Regions from separate parts of the Homo sapiens genome. Here regions 1, 2, 3, 4 and 5 are each linked to region 6. A link is a loop called in an ENCODE intact Hi-C map of the cell type or tissue named here. Cell type or tissue: heart left ventricle. All regions are shown on one strand. Region 1 overlaps PELO-AS1 (PELO antisense RNA 1). Region 2 overlaps PELO-AS1 (PELO antisense RNA 1). Region 3 holds the start of PELO-AS1 (PELO antisense RNA 1). Region 4 overlaps ITGA1 (integrin subunit alpha 1). Region 5 has its middle 120 kb from the start of ITGA1. Region 6 overlaps ITGA1 (integrin subunit alpha 1).

Region 1 (4,000 bases), 220 kb after region 6:
AACCTGCAAATCTTCTTCGAGAACATTTTGCCTCATCAAGCAGTCATAAATTTGTGTCTTTTAATATGTTCTGTCTGGTTATCTTTATCAATTTTACTTTATTACAGCCTTTCTGGTAGTTATTGCATCCACCTCGGCGAATGAGGGCTGAAAAGTGTTCCACATGAAATATTCATTGGGTTTATAGCTTTAACCTTTAAAGTAAAAGCCGAAGTAAAAAACTTGAATAAAAAGAGTTTTAGTGTCCATTTTATGTCTGTGAGAGCCTAGTGAAAGGAGAAAGGGAGAGGAAGCTAACAGGGAGGAACGGTATGGAAAAATCTTGAAGCAAAGACAACTTTTAAATGGCAAGTCTAAGGATATGGGGGAAAAAAAGTGAAAGAGACAAAAGAATCTGAAGAATTGAAAATTGTTAGGATGAAGCCAAGATGTGACTTCAGCGGTCCAGTGTGGGAAATTGCTGTTAAAGGAAATGGAGAGTTTCAAGGACTTTTGTCTGAGTTGGGGAGAGTAGCCCCTTGGCTTCATTCCCCAGGAAGCATGGCAGTTATGAGAAGAACCTGGCAAGGAAGGCCTCAAGAAGGGCAGGATTCACTTGAATTAGCAGGATAATTATAGTAAAGTAGAAGATGCCTCCGTGGAGTATCTGCTCTGTACCACACACTTCACATAAGTTACTTAGTTTACTTCTCACAAACAGGCATCGTTTACCCCATTCTACAAATATGGAAACCAAGACTTTTAAGTGACTTGTCCAGGGTAATAATGTCAAGCAGAGAAATTGAGATACATCTCTCTTCAGAGCCCAGGTTGCTGCTCCCCACCTAACCTCCCAATGGAATCTTCCACTGTTTGACATGTAAAGCAGTTGGCAGTGACCACCCTCCCCTCACACCACTCCCCTGCTGCCAGTTTTGAATTAGAAGCAAGCAAAGTGCTCCAGAAAAAGGCACTCTAAGTGGGTTACATAAAATGCAATAAGCAAGCTACAGCCTAGTATCTATCAGTTCAAGAAGAAAGAAAATGCCAAGGCAAAAGTGAACTTTTTTCTGAGGTCATTTAGGCTTTGACACAATGGGTTACTCTAAACAGTAGTTCTCAGCATTTTCAACCTTGGCTTCACATTGGAAATCCTGGGGAGCTTTAAAAAAATCCTCATGCCTGGGTTCTACCCTAGAGACTCTGAATTTACTGGTCTGGGAATGTTTTCCTTCGGAAGTTTTCATTGGAACTCCCCCAGGTGCTTATAATATGTGGCAAATTCAAGAACCATTGCTCTACAAGTTGAATCAAATAATGAGGCATGTCCACTCCAGCCTCCAAACAAATGGCATTCATCTTTGCATCCCCCTGTTAGTCTAGTGTCTCATGTACAATAGATGCTTAATTATGCTATGCATAATAGATGCTTAATAAATGTTTGGAGAATTAACTTGATGAACAGCAGAAGACATATATGTATAGCTCTGGTCTTTTGTTATCTGGGTATCCCCTTCGTGCCTTCAAATCTTCAATATTCATGGGTAAGTTTTATGTGTCTTTCTAGCACAAATAAGCCTCAGCAGAGCTGGGTAGCCATAACTTTCTCAGTCAAAAGATATTTGTGTTGTTTCATCTGTTGTTAGTGTACTCCTTTTGTGTACAACACTGATGCTAAAAACACTATGGGATTCCCCAAAAATCTTCTCTGCTTCCCTGTGGAAAGCACCACACCTCAGTCAAATACTAATTCCTTCAGGGAAGCTGACCTCTGGTGGCCAGACAGGCAGCACAGTGTGGCTGTTAAGAGCATGGACCTGAAATCAAGACATCTTGAATTCAAACCTAAGCTCTGTTGTTTATTGCATACCTGTGTAACTCAATTTCCTCATTTGTACCATAACTTGAGAGGGGACTCATACCTACTTTACAGCAATGTGGTGAGGTTCAAATGAGTTTGTGTATGTGAAGAACCTGGTACCTGGTTAGTGCCATAAAATTGTGTACCACTATTACAGGGAGAATGCTTTTATTAAAATGAATTTCTGAAATTGTCTATAAGCATCAACAATTTAGAAGAGAACATTTTTTAGCAGATGTTAACTACCTGGTAGAATTTACAGGAATATGCTACAGAGGTTTTCAGGTGTTGCTCAGAAGGGGCATGGGATGGGCGGTAGGGATGGCTTTGGTGCCACTATTTGCTCTTTGCCTGGTCTAGTGTACATTGAAGCCAGTGAGGTTTCACTGTACTCAATATATGGCCAAGATCCATGTGAATAAAACACACAATGTCTTATTATGATATCAGGAGTAATACAAAAGGCTGGACATGTTATTCATTCTTTGGTCACTTGTTTCTTCTGTTATTCTCTTGCTTCCAAACAGAATAGGCAGCAAGGGCAGTAGACACAGCTTGTGCAGAAAAGTTGGTTGATTGTGCAACGGTTTTGAAGATCCTTACATTTCAGCTCTATTTCCTCAGGCAAGAGGATGAGTTGGGCTTTTAAAGGAGGAAGAATGGGAACAGACACATGTGTGCAAAGTATGTCAGGTGTGAAATCTATAATTCAGAAAAGCATCTAGGTTTGACTTCACAAAAACTTACTTGAATAGGAGAAAAGGATAATAAAAGCCAGGTTGCTGAAAGGTAATCTAAGGGGATAGAAATTATTTATAAGTGATATTGAACTTTAAAAGTTATACAACAAACCTTAATCTAAACAGCAAGTTACCTCTAATTGGGGTCCTGTTAGAAATCAGAATGAAACCATGTAAAGCTAATGTCTCACTTTATTTGGACTCTCAAGGAGATAATACATCAAATGATAGAATCTGAGGGTTGAGGATAGTTTATTTTGTGTTTCCAAGTGTGATTTTTCTGGATTTCAAAATGACTGCCTTGATATTTATTTTTTCTCCTGGGAAAGAAGGGAAAAAGCCTCTACTGCATTCCCACTGTCTAGAATATTAGCTGTTAAAATTCCTATTGGCTGACCTCATGAAAGAGGACACTGCATTTGACCAGCTCAGCTTTTATTCCCCCTTTCTCACTGTAGATGTTACTGTACAACACACTGAATATTGGATCAGTCTTTGAGAAGCACTGTAACATGACCTGCACAAAGAGACAAGTAATTCTATACTATTTTCTTCCAAGCTCAAGTTGGCACAGATAAAATTCCTGTGCATTAATTTATAATTAAAACTTGTGCCTTTCTAGAAAATGCCTCATCTCTGCTTGGCTTAAAAAAAAAAAATCAATCTGCTGTTTTTCCAAAAAAGTAGAGATAATTTAACATGTCATTTTTCATGCAATTAGTTTATTGGCTACTTTACAAGAACCAAACAAGTCTAAGAAAATCAGTCATTGTAGTTTGTGTTCATGAGTGACAACCTGGTGCTTGGGAGAGCCTAGAGCATGATTAAGGGCTTAGGAGAGAAAACCAAAGGTTTTTCTTTGTTAAAGAAACAAATAGACAACTTCTCTTTGCACCTCTAACTGACTTAAAATTGCTAATTGTTTTCGTCTGTGTGTTTTTGTAGACCACACTCAGGATTCAGCTGCGTCCTTCTGAATGTGAAAAGGAAGACCTGACACAAAGGGATACAAAATATCAATACCTTCCATTCTCCCTGTGTCTCAGTCCCCTGAATCACCAAGGGGCGATTAGATTCGAGATGGCTTGAAATATGTTGACTGAGACACTAATGTGGAATTAGTAGGCCTGGAAAAGAAGAAATAGATCTGCAGAAAAACATGCAATTCTGGATTAGTAAGCAGCTTAGAAATATTTATTCAGTGCTTACTAGTCACAAACAGAAGCTATATGTAACTGGAGTGGAAACTTCGCACATTTCCAGCAAGTGGACAGGATTTAACTTAGTGACCCCAGTCTGCAGAGGGCAGCTGACCTCAATATTTAATCATAGCTCACTGGACACAACAATGAAATTCTAAGTAGTAAAAGAGGTACAACCAAAAAATGAAAAGAGCTTACTCACCTACATGAAGGCTGAG
Region 2 (4,000 bases), 210 kb after region 6:
TTTATCGTTATTAACCTTGCTTTTCCAGAGTTATATTGTCCAGTATGATGGAGCAGGTACATCTGTGAATGTGTTGAACCACAGTTTCCAAAGCCTTTCTACATAGAGTATTAACCTATAGTTACATGAGATCAAATGATTAAGATGGAAACAGACCTCCTCAGATGTTCAAAATTATCATTGGTGTAGTCTTTTGATGATCAGTAGTTGAAAAAAAAATAACCCAAACCTCAGCCCATTGCAAATGTCAAGTAATAATTGTGGCAGAATACAAGCACCTGAATTCCGAGCACAAAGGAAGAAGCGTGTTGCCGATAGCATTATAAATGGCCATTCTCTACTTCAGCTGTCGACCGTGTAGCATATAATCACAGTGTATGCTCCAGTTCTGAAGCAGTCGCAACTTACCTGAAAAGTGTAGCTTTCTGACATTTTTCAAGATAAAAGAATAACAAGCAAAAATGAACATGAAAATATAAATTCATTTACTTTTAAGAATACTGTATGTTTTTGTATGTGACTAAATTAACATACTCAGAAGTATTTTTTTAAAACTCCCTTCCCCAGTATGTATTTTTTAATGTGTTTGGAAAATATAACACATGGTAATAATTTTAGAAGTTTGGCCACTTTAGCCCCTTACTTGACAGTCTGTCTCAGGCAGTTTGTGGAATGCCTTCTTTCACAGTTCCTCCATGACTTTCTCCTTGAGGGACCCAGTCATACATTAGGCAAAGGTGGAGAAGGAGGTTCCTTCTACCTTTAGTTATTTGCCACATTGATTAACTTTGGTGCCACAAATCCCTGTCATTAGGTAATCAGTAACAAGATACAATGATAATTTTAGAATAAAATACATGAATTCCATTTGAGTCACTTCTTTGGGTTAAGGTTATAAGAAGGCATTGTTAAAACACACATGTCTTACCCAGGCTGGATAAGCCATTGACACATTTGAATCCATTATAAAGATGGTTTGGGTGATTTTCTGATTGCTATCATGAAAAGCAGAAAAAAGGAACTAGAGGGCCTTGAATAAAATTCAGTACATTTTGTTATGAGATGAGAAGTAGTAGGAAGAAGGGAAAAGCTGCATTGTGAAGTGAGAGCCTTTGTGGGTTGTCTGAGAGAAAACCGGGAGCCCTGAACATGGAGAGGTTCACACTGAGTTGTTGGGAGAGGGCAGTGACATACTGAAGTCAGCTTATGACTGTGGTGTTTTTTGTAGAGCTGGCAGAGAAAGACAGGAAACTATTTTTACGCAACTAGCCAGTTTTAGCTGTGTTAATGGAAGAACTCTGTTTTTACTGTAATAATTAACAACAAAAATGACTTACATTATCTAACCTTTTAAAATTCATAAGATAGACTCAAAGTACCCTGAAGTGAATGTAGCCATGACTGTGGAAGGTAGTATTACACCCCACATTGGAGAATAAAATGAGGAATAAAGCAAGTTTAACAGTCCAAGTTTTATTAGCTAGGGGAAAAAATTGGCTTCTTATTTTTAAGTGTTCTTATATATTAAATTTTAAATTATTGTTAAGTAAAGCAAGTAGGAGAAGTACAGAATCCCACTGTGTAGAGGAAACTACTATTAATACATTAGTTGCATCTTTCTAGTTCTTTGAAAAATATTTTTTAAAAAATATTAAGTATGTATTTGGTATACATTTTTGGCCATGCATTTTAATCTATTATTATAACTTCTTTTTCCCATTTAACAACAATTTTTTTGTGTGTGTATACGAATTTTTTTGTTTGTTTGTTTGTTTTAAATCTCCTGCTAGTCACACCATTGGTGAGGGATGAATCCAGGTTATGGGATGGCTGAATACATGGCACCCAACCTGGACAGATGAGATTGGTAGCAGTTTACTGGTGTCCTAAACTCGGAGCCCAGGGTAGGAGGACACTGTGCCATGCAGGGCCACATGAAGGTTACAATCAAGAACGGTATAAGTAATAGGAACTGTGGGAGATGGACTTTGTAGTATTAAGAGGGAAGGTGTCCCCTGGTTCCCACAGGAGGATGTCATTGGCTTGCTTGTTTGAATAATTTTCTGCGGCTGGTGGGAAACTGAAAAGTTACTCAAGGCTAGGCAGAAACAACACCCAGCCTCCTCCCATCTTGATAAAGAGATTTAATAAGATAAAGAGATTGATAAAGAGGTTTGGATCTGGAACCTTATCACTGGAGGCAGAGTGGGGAGGATGACTTGTGGTTATGACATTTGAAGCCTTCCTGATTTCACCAGACATCAAGGTAGACATAATATTGGACCTTAATTTTAGACTTTACACCACATTTTTATGAAGATGTAATCTATCAATAAATTGAATTTTTGCAGGCATTGATAACATAATGTTCCAATTCTTATCTTTGGGTAAAAAGATTTATATGGTTTTAATATTAATATTTTCATATTCAATATTAGGGCCTCAAGAGAAAATATTGTCAAGAGAAATGAATTGTTTTATCTCTTGATACATATTTTCAAATGATGTTGAAACAAAATTTCTGACATTTAAGTTTAAACCTTTTTACTATACTATATTGCTTCTGCCAATGATTGTGACAATGAAATAATCTTAAAGAAACTACCTTTTCATTAAATCACTGTCCATAAAGTTTATGTGACAGCTTACTTTGTGATTATATTGGAATATAAGTGCTTTGATTCACCAGGTTGGGGTTGGCAGAGTGAAAATTAAGGCCAAACTTTACTCAACAAGAATGACATTTTAGTGAAACACTAGTACAATTCTTGAGAGAAAATAAATCAGAAGTTTCAGTCAAATCTCAACATAAATACAGGCCAAATCTCTTTTAAAATAAATTCTTGTTTACCTGAAACTGATCTCTTCTTAAATATTAATAACTAATAGTTTTATTTCAATTTATATTTCCTTGGAATTATACATATTGAATTTCAAAAGGGAAGGAAAAGTATGTTCTTAAACTCCAAAATATGAATAGATATATTATATATTAATACATACTTGAATTTACTTAAATTATTGAATATCATATATGCAAAATACAATTTAAGGCTTAGCTTTGAATATTGTAATAAAAACATATCAAAATAACTTTAAAAGAATTAGCAAAGCCATGTTAGCTCAGTAAAAATAAAATAAAGATTGAAAAAATATACAATGGCATTGTTGTAATGAAAAAGCTAAGTTAAATTCTTGTGATTATAAAAAAACATTTGCTTTTATTTAGTTTAAATCATTTAAATATGTACAGTCTATGAGAAAAGGAAGTACATACATTAAAAATAGCACTTAGTCTACTCCCAATGGAACTGAGTTATTTACATGATTATATTTCAATAATAATAATCATGTTAACATAATGCTTCCCATTCATTTTTTTAATGCTAAGTTAAACCCAACTGATGCTGATGAATACAGTACATTTAGTAAAAAGACTGAATTTAAGAATATTTTAAATTTAAAGTAGCTTTTACTTTTAAATAAAATGACTCTTCAGATATGATTGGGCTTTCAGTAACTTTAATACTTGAGACAAAACTTTTGGAAAGTACAAATAAATAAGTTAAATGTAGCAACAAATTTAAAAGTTACAGGTTTCATATTCTAATCCCAGGGATGAAACTTCAGGCTCTTAGGCCACATTCTACTGATTCAGAATTGAATGTTAAAGGAAACATAACAACTGAATATAATAGGTTGTCCAATAAATAATAGTATAGAACAACACATTAGAAGGTCTGTTATCTTGAAGTATGAGAATTGTTTTTCTCTGGGTTTGTTTATTTTTGAGTGTGGAGATCTTAAATCTGGGGTCTCCATCAGCAGGGGGAAACAGTTTTACACCCTTTTTGCATTCTTTATTGTTAAAGTATAAAACTTGATCTTCCAAATTATGGCCTTGCATTGTCAGAAAATAATTTTGAATTATTTTAAAAATATACTCTACAACTTGTAAATAAGACTTGTGAACATGCTACAAATAATTTTATTAAATGTC
Region 3 (4,000 bases), 110 kb after region 6:
AAATCCCCAAGTCTGTCACACCAGGAGGAAGGCCCACAGACACAGGAAAGACCGGCGAAAGTTTAGTTAGTATCACTACTTGAAATAGGCGTCGCTGATCCAGCAGTTAAAAACTGTATCATCACTATTAGATCGTTCCTAATTATTTTGCTAAATTGAGGTTTGCAAAAGGTCAAGAAGCAATTCCATTACTGAGGCTCCTTCCTTAACTTTTAGGAATGTGCACCAAAAATAATAAAAATAATATTTTAAACTCAGAGGTATTTGCACAATTCCATAATTATAGTAAAGAGTATCAGAGTTTAAGTCAATGATAGTAAAGAGTATTGGAGTTTAAGTCAACTGCCACATACTAGTCATGTGACTTAAACTTTAGAACAGGCTTCTTCACAACTAAAATAGTCCAATAAAAATGTGCAAACCCAAATTAATGCCACATACAAATATAAAACAGAATTAAGTATAACTTTGACAAGCAAAAAAATAAATAAATAATATAGCATGTTTTGGCGCAAAGAACTAAAGTCCAGACTGGGAATGACTTCCAGCTTTGCCACTAATTAGCCACATAACAAGCAAATCACATACTTTAATCTCATTTTAAAAATAAAGATGCCTCAAGGAGATTATTTTGACAATCCCTAGCAGATCAAAGTTCTAAAAAGCTAAAAATAACTGATTTAAGTTACCCTCTAAATCAAATATGACTAATGCTAACAACAACAAACCAAAACCAAGAATTTCCTTTTAACATGATTGGTTTAACAAGCCTTTGAAGAAAAATATTTAAAACTTGTCTTCAAGTCTACTAATTGTACGGCAATCATTTAAAATAGTAAAACTATTTAAATCTAAAAAAAATGTAGTGTGTGGAGGTGGGGAGAAAAGGGATCATTAAATGCAATGCAAGAACACCAAGCAGAATTAAAATAAAGAAATAATGTAAACAGGATAAGATAGCAAAAGCTTTTTCTAAGGAAAACTGTTTCAAAGCATGCAGTGTGAAATTTTGCAATCTATCCCAAACAATATACTGCATAGGCATCGTCTTTAAATACACACATTTTCTGTTTCCAAGTACTACAGATAACTCATAATTCCTATAAAAAATTACACAATTTAATCAAGATGGTAGTACGTGGAGATTATTTCCTTTTAGTTTATTGTTTAAATACATGTCTTGCCAATCACAAAATATCTAGTGTAGCCAAAGACATAAGAAATCCCTGTATGAATCAAAAAGTGCCATTCTTGCAGCTTTCTGTCACAAGGATGCTGAGAAATGTACTGTAACAGTTTAGGAAACACAAGATTGTCTCAATTTTAAGTTTCAATCATTAATCCTCTTCAGAACTGGAATCACCCTCTTGGTCAGAAAGTTCGGGAACAGGGAAGCGGAGAATGGCAGCTACCCCAGTCAACTGGCTGAGCTGTTCCCCAGAAACGTGAAGACTAGAGAATATCCTAACGGTGCCTGCATTCTCTTTCACACTGTCCACCAGCCTCACATACCGGCTCCGTGTGGCTACATCCTGATGCCTGAAGAGCTCATCGCTGATGAGCAATGTGTCAATTGCCATGGCTTCATTGGCCTTCTCCACCTGCTTGAGTCCATAGAAAGCTCGATCCGGTTCATGCTGTAACATTTTATAGAAGTCATCCAAGGCTTTGACTTCCCCAGCAGCTTTAGTGTCTGAAAGGCGGCTAGCCACAGTAGGGTCACAAAGGGCCTCTTTCAGGGAGTACTTGTGTCCGGAGGAGGCATGTACCTAGAATCACAATTACAAAAGTTAGGCAAAATAATCTCCTAGAACACCCATTAATCAGCTCACAAAGGCTTAAAGCCAAAAGCGCTAGTAAGGCTTCATATGTTTCAGCGAAGTTTACTCCATAAATTTGCTAGACATTTAACATTCTCTTTTTATTTCATTATCTCATGAAAATCCCAGCTAAGTAAAGACTTTCTCTTCTTATTTTTCCCAGTTCTAAAACTTTAGGAGTAGTTTATACCAATCCCTCTGCCCATTCTTAATTATCCCTGGGTAAGATTGTTTTACCTGAAGAAATTTGGACCGGTTTTCCAGGAGCAGTTTGTTGTCGGTCTTCACTGCTTGTTGAAACAGGTAGTCGCAGAACTGCTCCCTCACAAATCCTGGGCTGGCCACCAGGATGCACTTTACAACATCAAAGTGTATGTGGCGCTGGATAGCCTGGACCACCTGTTCATAGAACCGCTCCAAGGCCCGGTCATGCTGAGAGCAATTGCCTTTCCTTTTCCTAGGGATGTTCACCTCCACCTTGGCCCGAGTGAGGGTCATGCTGGGAGTGACTAAGCAGATATGGGCGAGGCCTTCCTGCATGACCACAGCCGCCACATCAGCGCTCCAGGCTGGGTCACAGGCCTGCTCGATGCGCTCCAGTACCACACTATCCCACTGCTTCTTGGCCAGGGTGAACTGGCGGTTGGGCTCCAGCTCGATGGTGTGGTAAGCCCCCATCTTGACATACTCATTCTCTTGGATGTTGGTCCCCTTAACCCGCAGCTGGCAGGCTTGAGAGTCGAAGTCGATGGCCTCCACGCAGAGAGTGAGGGTAGTGCGGACCCGGTTGCTGCCCACGCTGCCCGTGGAGGACTCTGTCTGTACCTTGCGGATGGTGGAGGCGCGCAGGCTGTCGCCCACCTGCACGAGGTTGTAAGTGTGCCACATGTCCTCAGGCTCCTCGGGGACCAGGGTCACCTGGCCCGCATTGTCCTTCTCGATGTTCTTCCTCACGAGCTTCATGGCCAAGGAAGGGGCTCACTGACAGAACCAAAGGAACCAAGGAGGTCCTCACCTCCGCCCCGGGAGAGGGGATGGGAATGCAGGCCAGGAAGGGGGCGGGGCCCGGTTTCTAAGGGCACTTGCCTGGCGGGAAGGAAACACGCTTGCTTCGACTCATGCAGCCTAGGGCAGCACTTCCTCTATCCTTTCCTCTCTCAGTCTCCCGGCGCGCTGCGTCTAACAGGCTCGGGGAACACTGCAGCGAAAATCTACCCCTACACAGTTCCCGCTGGCAGCACGCAACAGCGGGCTGACGAAATGAAGGCGCATGCGCAGCCCCCGTCCCGCGACCCGACGCACGTCTCCCGTCCCCAAAGGAGAGGCGGGGCCGCAGTTCGCGCGTGCGCAGGCGCACTAAGCTGTGAGGCGCTCCGGACGAATGAACTCCCTCAAGAAGGTGCACAGAGTGGTGGCGAGTCCTTTATTTTAATGCCAAACTTCAACTTCCTAAGTTTTCTCTTCCATCCCTGTCTGTGAAGAATCCGGGGAGTGTGTGAGTGCAAATACTAGTTTTACCTGCCTGCGGCTGCCACTGCAACGCTTCCCTCTGGGTAAATCCAATTTCAAAGCTTAGCAGTAAAAGTAGCTCTCAGAAGTGCAGATTTGGCCCCAACGGCCCAAACTATGCTCGTTTTTGCTCTTGCCTTATCCGCACTCGGACGCTACAAGCCTGTTGGAGCTGGTATTTAGAAGCGGTTTCTGAGAACTACTGGTCACGTTCTGTCTGGGCTCCCAGCAACGTGTCCAGCTGTTTTCTGCGCCTAGTTACCGTGTCTGCACGATCTGATTCACCCAGATGTTAAAGCGCTGGTCCCAAGAGAGAAGAAACTATGTGTGGAATTTACCCCTGGGTGGACCTCTCAGTTGCTTGACCTGATGTCCTGGGAATCCTAGGCTCCAAAGTTGGCAGCCTCAGCTTTCCGCAGCCCAGTAGCCTGTGAAATGTTTAGGTTGGGGGTTGGGTCGCAAGAGCTTAGGGCCAGATCTTCACTGCCAAAGCTAAGCTAAAAGCCGAGGCTATGGGAAGTGGGGAAAAACTATTAACTAGGACTGACCCTGATTGAATAGCTACATAATTTAAAGAAAATCCTTAAGTTACTTAGCATTCTTTATTAGGAAGTGGAAATGGAGAAGTGGGATTGCCTCTTTAAGAGACCGATGAATAGAAAAAACAAAAG
Region 4 (4,000 bases), 51 kb after region 6:
TATTTGCCTGTTATCCATTATGTCTGCCCTGTATTTTAATATATATGCCCATATGAGTTTAATAAACATTAAATCAGTCAAATGTATTTAATTAAATGTAATTAAATTAAACTCAGTATCTAAAGTGGAAAAGCTGTGTGAGAAGTTCCACTTCATTTAGTGGCAATAAAGGAGATGTGTTTAGAAATAGATATTAATTGGGGGGATAAACAAACAACTATTTGATTTTATGCAGAGATAGCCAGGGGCATTTTCTTTTAACTTAGGGAAAAGAAATTATTAACAGAAAGGACAACAGGCTTTAAGTAGTATCCTCTGGTCAGTTACTAACTTATTTGTATAATATGAGAGGAGAGATTATAATGTGATGGGTTGTTTGGGATGTCAGATTAGTTTTTACAAACTCTGACACCCGGCTCTGACATTACCAAAAGTGGCTATATCCATTTTAAGTAAAAATTAAACTATGAGTTTATAGAACTCTATAGGAGTTATTTTTCAAGTGCATTAAAAATGGCAGCTTTCATAATATTTTCTGTTTAGAAAATAACACAGCCTAGGTTGGGCACAGTGGCTCACGCCTGTAATACCAATGCTTTGAGAGGCAGAGACAGGTGTATCAACCAGAGGCTAGGAGTTTGAGACCAGCCTGGCCAACATGATGAAACCCCATCTCTATTACAAATTTAAAAAATTAGCCAGGTGTGATGGCGCATGCCTGTAATTCCAGCTTCTGGAGAGGCTGAGAAATATGAATTGCTTGAGCCTGGGAGGTGAAGGTTGCAGTGAGCTGAGATTGCACCACTGCACTCCAGCCTGGGCAACAGAGTGAGACTCTGTCTAAAAAAGAAAAAGAAAAAAGAAAAAAGAAAAAAATAGAAAATAACACAGCTTAAAGTAATGTCCTTTTTATCAGAAATAAGAACAGGAAATGGATATAAAATTCATTCTCAACTTTAGTTTTATTGATTAATTTGCTTTCAGAATATTTGGTTTTATTAAAAATTTGTGCATTTTTATCTTTAGAACAACAGAAATCAAAACACAAAGTCACATACCTGTGTCTGTTTAGGACCAATATCCATTCTTTCAAGAAGGTCATTTAAAAAAGCTGTAACACTGTCCCATGGGTAAATACTGTTGGAACCATCCAGCACTATGACTATGTCCAGTTGAGTGCTGCATTCTGCAATAAAAGGAGTCAATTGTCAAATTTGGAATCTATTTTTTTCAGAGGCATATGAAGTGCTTTCATGGCTGAAAGAAGTTCATTTTAAAAGATGAACTGATGTTCTCCAAAGTAGACACATTGTTTTAGCAATAAAAAATAGTTTTCGAAAAAGTAAAGATGATAAAAATATTCATTGCTTTCAATAACAATTGGTGTGGGATAAAATTCATACCTACTGAATTTTAATTAGTATTGTATGAGAGTTATCTTTGCAAATTTTCTCAATATGAATTTTATATAAGTTTTTATAAAACAGTTTTTGAGCATATCTCAAATGAAGTTACTTCTTTCTTCAAAGAGACTCATTCTTTAAATATAAGCAGCATGACAGCTTTATCTATGATGTTTAAAAATGACTTTGTAAAGTTATTTACACTAATATCAATTCCAAAAATAGCAGTCAGATTTTGTTATATACTGGCAAAGCAAACATTTACCTAAATTGGTAATGCTGGTAGCTAAGAAAATACTTTAAGCTTTTTGGTATGTTCCTTTGTATACATACGTCTCATTCATTGCATAGGCTTTTCAAACATGCAAGAACATTGCATAAAATCTGTACCTTGTACAGGGGCAATGGAATTCACGACTTGAAATGTGGGGCTGACGTCAGAACAGATTCCAGTTGTGTAATGCAAATGTCCACATCTATAGGCATATAAGGGCCCACAAGCCTTTAAAAAATTGTTTTAAAATTAGAAATCATTAGACTGAAAATTATATAACAGATCTTACAAAGACTTAAAATGATAGCATATCTGTTGTCAATAAATATCATTCTCTCCATTCTTACCAGAAATCCTCCATTTGGGTTGGTGACTAAAGTTGATCCAAATGTCATGTTCTCCTTTACTTCTGTGACATTGGGAATTGATGTATTAACTAAAAATAGAACAAAATTTTATGAGGGAGGAAAAGTTTCACAAAGTGAAATTTTAAGCATCTCTCATTAAGACATTCTATTTGTTTTGCTCATATCATAGCACATTCTTCTTTTGGTTCAACTAATTAGTCTTCCAAGTCTTCTTAAGGAATATAATGAACAAGCTAAGGCTGAAGAGTTGGCTCATGTCCCAGAAACTATTTCAGATAGTTTTGCTGAACTGTGAAAGAATGCAGAACTAGCAGGGCAATGAGAATGTGGGATTGCTTTTTGCACGTTCTTGCTAATTAAAGCAAAGTTTTTAATCTCATAATACTGTAGATATAATGTAATCTTATAACTTTGTTATAAATGACCAGTGATGAAACACGATTTTTGGCAAGAAAAGGGGAAATGGGTAGAAGATCAGAAAAGAAAACTCAAACACCAGTTTTTTGACCATGACTTCCAAAATCATGAGGACATCCTTTGGGTGACAAAGGAAACTAGAGGAATATTAGAGCAGTGTCCAGAAAGTTTTGATAAAGGAAACACAGTAAAGAGACTGCATTTGACATTCTGAAGGGAATGTTGGGTCCTGAAGCATGAAGCATGCCAGCCTAACAATATTGGCAAGAAGTTTCACTTTCTCACACTAAAAAAGAAAAAAAGACTGGACAGGAAAAACAAGAACTTCTAAATCTGCTTAGTAGAGTGGAATATTAGAAAGAGGCAAAATTCAGGTTGAGAAAGATTTGTCTCACTGTTTGTTCCAGAGGTTGTTTTCATGTTAAGACTGTATGTGGATTTAAAGTGGGGAATGGAAGCAGAGATTCTGGAATGGTCAGTTAGACTTCCTGATCTGCGCAATGGCCTTTGTCCAAGAGTTTAGTCTGGTTTGCTTTGAAAGCACCTAGAGCTGGGCGATTGTATGCATTGATCTTGTATAATCTGGATTAGAGTTTTATATACAAAGCTTGACCCAGAAAAAGCATTCCTGGGACAATTAGGGACTACAGTGGAAACTTCCCTACTGTACTTGATGTGGCTAAAATCTCTAGCCTAATTTTAAAACTATTCCAATTTCCAGTAAGGGAGGAGTAACTCCTAACAAAACAGCTCCTCTGCAAATCACAACTATAAATTCTAGGAAGAATTAAAAAAAATACATGAAACAATCACCTGAAGGCACTAGAAAGGTGGCAGAAAATGGAGGGGAATCCATACTTGGAAGAAGATACTGGCACTAAATGAGTTTTGTGCTTTTGTGTTTTGTTTTGTTTTTGTCCCCCACCCCTAACCCACCCCCAACCTAGGGAAGGCCCTGGTCAGTGGCTAAAACTCAAATAGAACTCCTAGTCTTACTGTACTGAATAAAAAGAGAACAGAGATTGAGGGCAATGACAGCAGCTGCAAAATGAGGAGGAGAGTAGTATATCTTAGAAAAAGAGCCACAAAACAACAGTTCTATAATATGCATATATATTTTATCCAAATAACTAGATGACTTGAATAGTAAATGCGCAGAGTATATTTCAAATAGCCCAGCTGAAATAAAACCTGAATAGAGATTTTAACTACTTGTCATTGCAAGAAAGTCAATGCTTGGAAATTGAGTTGAGCCAAGTAAATTTCCTGCTAATAAAAAAAGTTAAGACTATTCACAGGCATATAACAGAATCTAGAATCTCCACACCTGTAATTCAAAAATATAATCCAGGTTATGATCCAAAATTACAAGACAAGACAGGAAAATGTGATGCAACCTCAAGGAAAGGTAATAAATGGAAAGTGATGTTGAGATATTCCAGATGTTGGAATTATCAGGCAAGGATATTAAAGCAGCTATTATAAGTATGCTTATGCATGTAAAGAAAAAAAGTTCATAAAAACAAACAAATAGAAAA
Region 5 (4,000 bases), 250 kb after region 6:
GGAAGCCATTAAGAGTTTTAAGTAGAGAGTAACTGTTCTAGATGTGCTTTTCTGAAAGTCCTCTTTGGTAGGAGAATGGAAGGATTCAAAATGGGAAGCAGCAGAGGTAACTTAAAATTTTGATGGAATACAATAGGCATAGAGATATCATCTTAATGCAGGGGCAGAGAGGAAGAGGAGAAAGAACCCAAGGAATGAATGACTGGTAAGTGAATGGAAATGGAGTTAATGAAGAAAACATACAATGAAGATAAAATGCTTTGGCAGGAAAAGATGTACTCATTCATTCCTTAAAGCTTTGGACTGGCTGAACTTGTGGAGCCTCTAGACCTTCCAGGTATCCACGAGGCAGCTAAACATAGAAATATGATTGCAGGAGAGCAGTCTGAGCTGGAGGTGTAATTTGGGGTTCATCAGATTTTAGATTAAAATACAAACATGGCTGTGGGAAAACGATGCAGGGAGAAGCTGGCCTAAAGTCTTTCTGTGACGTGATTTGTCATTGTGTGTGTGTGTGTTGAAAAGAAAAATATTTATGCTTGAAGGAAACTAATTTCATCTCGTTTGCTCTAGGTAATATAGAAAAAGATTGTCTTTCTTCAAAACTCTTCCTTCCTTTTTTATATAGCTTAGAGCAAGAAAGATGAAATTAGTTTCCTTCAAGTATGAATATTGTTCTTTTCAGCACATACACAGACACACACACACACACAGCATTTTAGAGAGACCATAATATCTGTTCTTTTCTAATTACTAGTTGAAATGACAGATAATTTGTGTTAGTGTCTGAAGAATAATGTATTTAAAATGCAATGAGAGGAGACATTTTTGATAAAAGTAGAACACAATCTTTTGGTTCCTTACTTCCATTTGTGATTCTGTAAAACAGGTCATAGGCTCAAACTTTTTTCTTATATATTGTTTAGGAGATCAAGTCTTTCTGGAGACAGAAATAAAAATAAAGATGGTTATAGTCTTTCCAGGACTTATTTACTGAGTTTTTTTTTCTAATGTAGAGAAAAAAATATATTGGCTCATCCTTGCAAATGTTTTCAAAAATCCTTAAGCTGAGAAAATATTTTGCATAATATTCCATCATATTGTATACTTCATATACTTAAGCCCCCAACTGTGGTACTGACTATTCATTCTTATAAAGTTTAGTACCTTCACTTTTGTTGATATCAATCAAGGCTAATTTGCTTCATTTTATTCTTATTTTACTTCAGTTCATAATTGCAACATAATCTTATGAGCTATTTGGCTTCTCCTGAGAGTGACCGTATTACCTAAGTGTATGTGCACTCTCCCATCTTTGTCTATCTTTTTCTTTTCTTCTTTTGTACTAAATCTGGGGAAACATTTAGTGATTTGTTGAGATACAAGATAACCAACTCGATAAATTCGAGTTTCACTTTGAGTTCTGGGAAAAAGGAAGCAGAATATTTTTTTCAGAAGGGCCATTGGCCCTGGAATTCTTCCCCTTGATTAGTTGCCAGAGGCTGGGCTGCTGATCTCAGAGTCACAGAGGAAGACCCATCTGTTTTCTCAGGCTTCTCTTCTTAGGGAGAGATGTGAAGGAAGCTCTGTGAAATCTCCAGGGACTGGCTGAAATTCTTGAGACAAGTTTATAGTTTAGCTCTGTGAAGAATCATCCATGACTATTAAGATGAGCCATTTTATTCTGCTCAAATATTCTTACAGAACATTTTATCAGTTCAAGAGTTAATTAAAAAAAAACCAATATAATATTCTCTTCTTTTTAATGTCAGTTCTATAATTCAGCTACAAATTTTACAGCAACACTTATTCCCAATAATAAAGGCTAGAAATTATTAACAAACACACATATTAACATATATTATTTTTATCTCTGACAACTTAAAAGGGATTTTTATATTAATGGCTATCATTGTATTAGTAATGTACTCACTTTGCTATGTAATTTATAAATTTCTATATATTAATATTTCTTTATCATTGACTATTAATAAAATAATACATTCAGGCATTGTATTTTTAAAAACATTTTTTAAACAATGAAGTTTATCTAATTGTATTTCATCTTGTACCACATAATAATCATGTTTCTATAATTTGCTCTTATCAGTTTTTTTTTTTTTAAGATGGAGTTTCACTCTTGTTGCCCAGGCTGGAGGGCAATGGCACTATCTCATCTCACTGCAACCTCCGCCTCCCGGGTTCAAGTGATTCTCCTGCCTCAGCCCCCCGAGTAGCTGAAATTACAGGCATGTGCTACCACGCCCGGCTAATTTTTGTATTTTTAGTAGAGATGGGGTTTTGCCATGTTGGCCAGGCTGGTCATGAACTCCTGACCTTAGGTGATCTATCTGCCAGGGCCTCCCATCTTATCAGGTTTTAGAATCCATTACCTCACCAGTTGAAACTCAAATTAAGTTATCCTGCTATCTTGTGGTTGCAACTGGAAATAGCAAATGTTGTATTTAGGAGTTAGAATTAAAGCTTAGCTGTTGAGATAGAACAACAACAAAAAAATCAGATCCTTGAGAGAGAGCTAAAGTACGCTGAGAGAACACTTGCTTTTAATCAAGATTTCAATAGTGAGTGATCAAATCGCTTTCCTTCAGTGCCCATGGAGACACTGGGAAGAAGTCAGTCACACTGAAAGGCCACTAGAGATAGATTTGGAGCCAGAGAGCAGCTCAGCAGTAATGATTAAAATTATCCCTTAGTGGTCCTAAAGACTTAAAGCTCCTACTAATTTTTTTTTTTCAAGAAAGTCAGACTCTGACAAATTGGGCCAAATGATTTTCTAATAGAAAATTAATTCACTGCAGATTTACTACATTTCCTTTTCTTTTTCTGACTCAATCCAGGGTTGGAGTCAAACTCTCAAGGAAGTAGCCTCACAAGGATGACAGAACTCCAGTCTGGGGTCTGTTTTCCAATGCAGCTTTTTTATTTTGGGTTCCAGCAGTGATTCCTGTTAGAAAGAGAGAAATGTGCAAATTTCAGTGTTCCCAGAGGTCTGCACTTTTGCTGGTTCCCTTGTCCTCATTCTCAAGCACAGTGAGACCATTCTTGGGGTAGCTTCCATATTCAGTCTGAGAAGATGAAGAGGACTTATCTCCACACCTCTGCTCTCTTTCCCCAGTGACAGCACCTTGTAAGAGGCTATGGGGCCACATCATGTTGCTAATATACATTCTTCAAGCAGTGAACTTCCCATTTTGTGGAGGAAAGATTGGCTCCTATTTATAGTCTTCATTTTCACCCTAAACCCCTAAATCCAAAAACTATGTATAGGAAATCTCATTTTATAGAAACTCTGAAGAATGTCCCAGTAGTCAATAAATAACTTTTAATTACACAGTGTTAACTGCAGAGTGAGTACTAGAACAAAGTCTTTCTGAGTTAAACTGAACGTCTTTAATTTCTTAGATACCTTGTGTTTGATCTATGTCATTTATGCCTCAGCTTTAATTATTAAACCTTTATTCACTAAATCCCACTATAATGTAATCAACGAATAGATGCACATCTGCTCAGTTCTACCACCACCGTTTAAAAACATTTTTCCCTTTACAAAGCCCTGTATTTCCTCTGGCTGATGCTGCAAGTATTAATGGTGGCCAAGAGGCTTCTGTCACTTAATGAGTAGCAGGTGTTGTCAGAATAACTTATTATTTATCACTTCCTCACCCAGGATATTGTTCTAGGCTTGTAAGACATTTATGCACTTCTCCATCAATGGCCTCTTTATTTCTAACCGAGTGTTTTTGTGTCTGAAATGAACATTACACTTCACACTAAACTTTGACATTCGCTACCTCAGAGACTACCTTCACCTACTGGGGACAGTAATGGAGGTCAGCTGGAGCAACTCTACTAATGTTTCCCAGATTCGGTGATTATTTGAGGTCATGGGGTAAGGTAGTTGGTGGAAAGGACGGCGTACGGAGGAAGGAGATCACCATATTTTGATATAGCTTTTATTTATGGTCTTCACTGTGTGATT
Region 6 (4,000 bases):
CATGGAGAATATATGGATACTGAGGTCATTGTCTTAGATCCAAGCCGGAACAATTACTGCACATTTTTACCTGGTTTCTGCCTTGTGGCCAGAGCTAGCCCCTTATAACTGTGTATGTTGTGAATAATGAGGTCACTACTTATGCTTTTGCATTAAAAAAAGGTGGTTTTCTTTTTTCTGTTAAAACAATGGACTCATAGAAAATATAAACATCATAGAAATGCATAAAGAAAACACAAATAACTTGTTATACTACCACTCAGCAATAATCATCATTAACATTTAGTACACTCAGTGGTTTTTTCTTTACAGAAGAAAACATGCATACACGTACACACATGCATACATACATATATACAAAAGCACATCTTCATATGTATGCCTACAAATTTTTAAAACATTATATTACAATGAACAGCTTTCCAATATTTACATTTTTCTGAGAACATTATTTTTAATGGGATTTATTATTTTTAATGGAAGCAGACTATACCAGCATATGCACATACCATAATCTATGCATTCAATCCCATCTCATTGGATATTTAGCTTAATTTAAAAAAAAGGTTTCTGAGTATAGTGGTAAATTTAACATTATTAAAAGATGGTATTACATACAGTGCTGTGATGACACCTTTAATTGTACTTCTAGATTGTATCTTTACATTTTTAGGAAGTTAAATCCTTGGTAAAAAGTAGGAACATTGGAATGCTTTTAAACACTTATTGATAAAGACCTTCGAATGAGTTTTAGCCAGTTTACCCTTTCATCAGCAATGAATGAACATGCCTAGTTTCCTGCTTAGTAATATGGATTCTCCAGGCATGAAGCTGCCTCGACCATTGTCCACCCCACACATCCTCTCTGCCCCAGCCAGATCTTTCTTGGGAGTCAGTCCAGGTCTCATGACAAGACTCTCACTATTTGCTTCCAAACGTTTTTCCTATCATCTGTCACTTGTATCCACTCTCACTTCTTGTTAGGCATTGTGAATCTTAGTCTTCGTGTCCCAGTATATCGGTTTGGTCCATTCTGCTGTCAGTGGAGCCTGGACTATGATAGGGAAATGACTATCATTTTGGGCCATCAATGCCTTGATTTGGGGCAGGAGAGGCCATAAATAAGTTTGCAAAGCTTTGCAAGAAAGCCTTGAAACAAAACTGGAGCATAAAAACCCTGAAAACATATTTTTAATATGAGAATTAATACAATAAATATTTGTGAGCTAAAGGGAGCATAATAAACTAATTCAGGATTAACATTTCAAACAAAATTGAAGTATATCCATTGTCCCTGACACTGCTGACTTCTGGTTTTGAGCCTTGGCTTCTGGTGAGTCCTCCCCAAAGTCCCAGCCACTGTGCTGCCTAATATTCCCTTTTCTTAGGTATCACCCTTCAGTCTTCTTTCCCCTCTATTGTAAAGGTTTTTTTTTTAAATAGTGATTATTGTATGTGCACAATTTACTGTACCATTTTAATTTGACCATTAGTTCTTAAGCATTATCTTAAATTATAGCAAAGTCATCTATTTTCACCTCTCTATCTTCACCTTTCTTTTATACTTTATTACTCTTCTAGGTAGATTTTTGGGAAAAAGAGCATTGATGTATGTTTCCACCCGAATTACAGTAAACCAATGCATTAATTTAGGAGAATCAACATGCGGACTTCCCATAAAGTCACCTGGCATAAATAGATTTTATTTATGAAACCCTTCCTTTATATTTCTTAATGAAATTTATTATATATTTTTCAAAATTATCATGTGGATTTCTCATTAAGTTGATTCTTGACTTCCTAGTAATTTCTTTCAAACAGAACAGTTTTTGAAATAGGATATTTAGTTTTTGAGATAGGATATTTAGTAAGCAATAATTATTTTTGCCTACTAAATTATTATTTATTCATAATTAATAAAGCATTATGAATGTATGTATCTGAAAGAACTGGGCCAATTTGGGGATTTAGGCATTTTAAAGGCTGAGCGAAGATATTACTTAAGATGCCTCTAGGCTTGACCAACAATATAAACAGAGTCAGAGAGTGCTACGCGATTATCTGTTTCTATGTATCAGGTAAATGAATACAAAGTCGATTATCTCTAAAACCTTGTAAGCAACCAAATATTAGGGATATTTTCTTGTTTATATACATCCTCTATAAGATCTTCTCTTCCCCTATACCTCTCCTAAAACAGAATACCTATTTTAGTGTAAACCACATAATAGACACACCAAATTAAGAGTTCATTCTACTTGTTTCTTTCATATAGCTTCTTTGTTCTTAAGATGTATTGACTCTTCCAGCTCACTCAACTGAATAACTTGTATTTGCATAGTGGAACACAAAAGGAAATAGATATTTGGTATGACATGAGCTCCAATCACACTGGGAGCTCTGCAAGTGACCCAGTCTCAGATTAACAGGATGTTATTAAAATACATACCAGAAGAGGGCAGCACCACCAAGGCCCCCAATAGTCACATCTGTCAGACCGTCACCATTTAAATCCATTTCTCCGTGGATAGACTGGCCAAAAAATTTCAGTGTCTTACCATCCCCACCTGATGGAATACGCTGTGAGAATCCAAAAAAAAGAGTTTCATATGAGAAGAGTCTGTTCAAAACAGTTTCAAATAAATCTGAGAATTTAAATTGTTTAACAAAATAATCAGTTTTGTTAATTTGGGAATCCGCCCAAGAGGTCCCTCATGTGGAGATAAGAGGAAATACTCAGATGTTCCCAGAGGATATTGCTGTTTTTATAGTACAGACAAAATCATTACAAGGTCACTGACACCAGAGAGAGGGAAAAATTATATAGTGTCATTGTGTCTAATCCTCAAAGGAAACAGTATGAGTAATTGGTTCTGTGCTTTCTGCTTCCTAGCCAATCCCATCACACAGACATATCTAAAGGTACTGGAAATCTTGAAAACATATCATATCAGCAAAGGGGGGAGGGGAGTATAATATTGTCCTAGGGGTCAATTTGGAGTTCACTGAACTTTGTGGCTGGGTATAAATAACACATCCCATCAAATACATTTTCCAATATGTAATCTCTACTGTCTTTCAAAAATTGTCCTAAAAGTTGAGGGCACAAGAGACTCAATTCCACTCAGATGTATTCACAACGTTGAGATGGCACAAATGAGTATGTCTTGAAGACTGATCTGTGCACATTACCATACATAGTATGTTTGATATCTGTACTTCCTGACTTAGCATTGGTTCAAGCTTAAGCTAATGCTTTTAACAGAAGCCCATGGCAAGCAGTCAGGACTTACAAACCCTCCCTAAACTTCAAGTCTTCTGAGCCTCTTGTTTTCCACATAAATAACATAAAATAAGAAGCCTACTAAGGCAAACCAAATGGAAACATTTTTCATCCTTAAACAGGTGAGGCTCGTTTGAAAGTATTTCCCCCCCTTTTTTTTTTTGAGACGCTATCTCGGCTCACTGCAACCTTCACTTCCCAGGTTCAAGTGATTCTCCTGCCTCTGCCTCCCGAATAGCTGGGATTACAGGTGCGCGCCACCATGCCCGGCTAATTTTTTGTATTTTTAGTAGAGACGGGGTTTCACCATTGGCCAGGCTGGTCTCGAACTCCTGGCCTCATGATCCGCCTGCCTCGGCCTCCCAAAGTGCTGGGATTACAGGCATGAGCCACCGCACCCAGCAATCCTCCTCATTTTTTTAAGTGAAGAATTCAGGAGATATCTGACTCCTTGGTTCTATGGGCTTGATTGATTCTGGATTATCCCATACATAAGCAGCATCTCTGGTTCTCATGGAAATGAGTAAGCACATCTTCACCTATTCCTTGGAAAAACATTTTGCCAGTAATTAAACAAATCCAACTCTAATATTCTTTTTGTTGTTTTTGTTTAAAGTTGCATCTTGATTTACCACCATTTAGAAAACAAGTTGTTTATGACAAATCTATTTCATCTGACAATGATTTAGCTTTCCTTTTCTACTTCAAATGCTACCC

The links. Peaks named below come from ENCODE experiments on the same cell type or tissue, not always from the same donor. Only the 100,000 strongest peaks of a DNase experiment are listed, where the experiment ranks them.
Region 1: a loop joins it to region 6, with 15 times the contacts of the local background. A loop is called at or near these places in 67 of 110 quality-filtered maps.
Region 2: a loop joins it to region 6, with 6 times the contacts of the local background. A loop is called at or near these places in 64 of 110 quality-filtered maps.
Region 3: it touches region 6 in a loop (2.7-fold over the local background); 20 of 110 quality-filtered maps call a loop at or near these places.
Region 4: it touches region 6 in a loop (2.1-fold over the local background); 3 of 110 quality-filtered maps call a loop at or near these places.
Region 5: it touches region 6 in a loop (5-fold over the local background); 29 of 110 quality-filtered maps call a loop at or near these places.

Annotation. Positions count from the first base shown.
Region 1 is chr5:52,691,235-52,695,234 of GRCh38, reverse strand. All of the region lies in intron 2 of PELO-AS1 (PELO antisense RNA 1), which reads left to right. Among named protein-coding and RNA genes, the nearest start is that of ITGA1, 95 kb to the left of the region's middle. In heart left ventricle, CTCF peaks have their summits at 1,559 and 1,763 (motif pointing left); no DNase peak of the experiment used is centred here; H3K27ac peaks cover 1,876 bases.
Region 2 is chr5:52,700,311-52,704,310 of GRCh38, reverse strand. All of the region lies in intron 2 of PELO-AS1 (PELO antisense RNA 1), which reads left to right. Among named protein-coding and RNA genes, the nearest start is that of ITGA1, 86 kb to the left of the region's middle. In heart left ventricle, no CTCF peak of the experiment used is centred here; no DNase peak of the experiment used is centred here; H3K27ac peaks cover 477 bases.
Region 3 is chr5:52,799,178-52,803,177 of GRCh38, reverse strand. The region is part of intron 1 of ITGA1 (integrin subunit alpha 1); the gene reads right to left. PELO (pelota mRNA surveillance and ribosome rescue factor) reads right to left here. Exons shown (of 3, transcript NM_015946.5): 2 at 2,058-3,293; 3 at 1-1,769. The coding sequence starts at 2,783. The coding sequence ends at 1,338. It overlaps PELO-AS1 (PELO antisense RNA 1), which reads left to right and starts at 2,365. Exons shown (of 5, transcript NR_186455.1): 1 at 2,365-2,486. RefSeq lists enhancers at 1,855-2,554, 2,555-3,253. In heart left ventricle, a CTCF peak has its summit at 2,183; DNase peaks (open chromatin) are centred at 2,387, 3,127 and 3,577; H3K4me3 peaks cover 4,000 bases; H3K27ac peaks cover 3,307 bases.
Region 4 is chr5:52,862,876-52,866,875 of GRCh38, reverse strand. It overlaps ITGA1 (integrin subunit alpha 1), which reads right to left. Exons shown (of 29, transcript NM_181501.2): 4 at 2,025-2,113; 5 at 1,794-1,905; 6 at 1,059-1,186. Among named protein-coding and RNA genes, the nearest start is that of PELO-AS1, 64 kb to the right of the region's middle. In heart left ventricle, no CTCF peak of the experiment used is centred here; no DNase peak of the experiment used is centred here; H3K27ac peaks cover 1,563 bases.
Region 5 is chr5:52,663,309-52,667,308 of GRCh38, reverse strand. No RefSeq gene overlaps it. Among named protein-coding and RNA genes, the nearest start is that of ITGA1, 120 kb to the left of the region's middle. In heart left ventricle, a CTCF peak has its summit at 2,436; no DNase peak of the experiment used is centred here; H3K4me3 peaks cover 493 bases; H3K27ac peaks cover 1,203 bases.
Region 6 is chr5:52,914,044-52,918,043 of GRCh38, reverse strand. It overlaps ITGA1 (integrin subunit alpha 1), which reads right to left. Exons shown (of 29, transcript NM_181501.2): 15 at 2,450-2,580. Among named protein-coding and RNA genes, the nearest start is that of ITGA2, 73 kb to the left of the region's middle. In heart left ventricle, a CTCF peak has its summit at 2,475 (motif pointing right); no DNase peak of the experiment used is centred here; H3K4me3 peaks cover 392 bases; H3K27ac peaks cover 861 bases.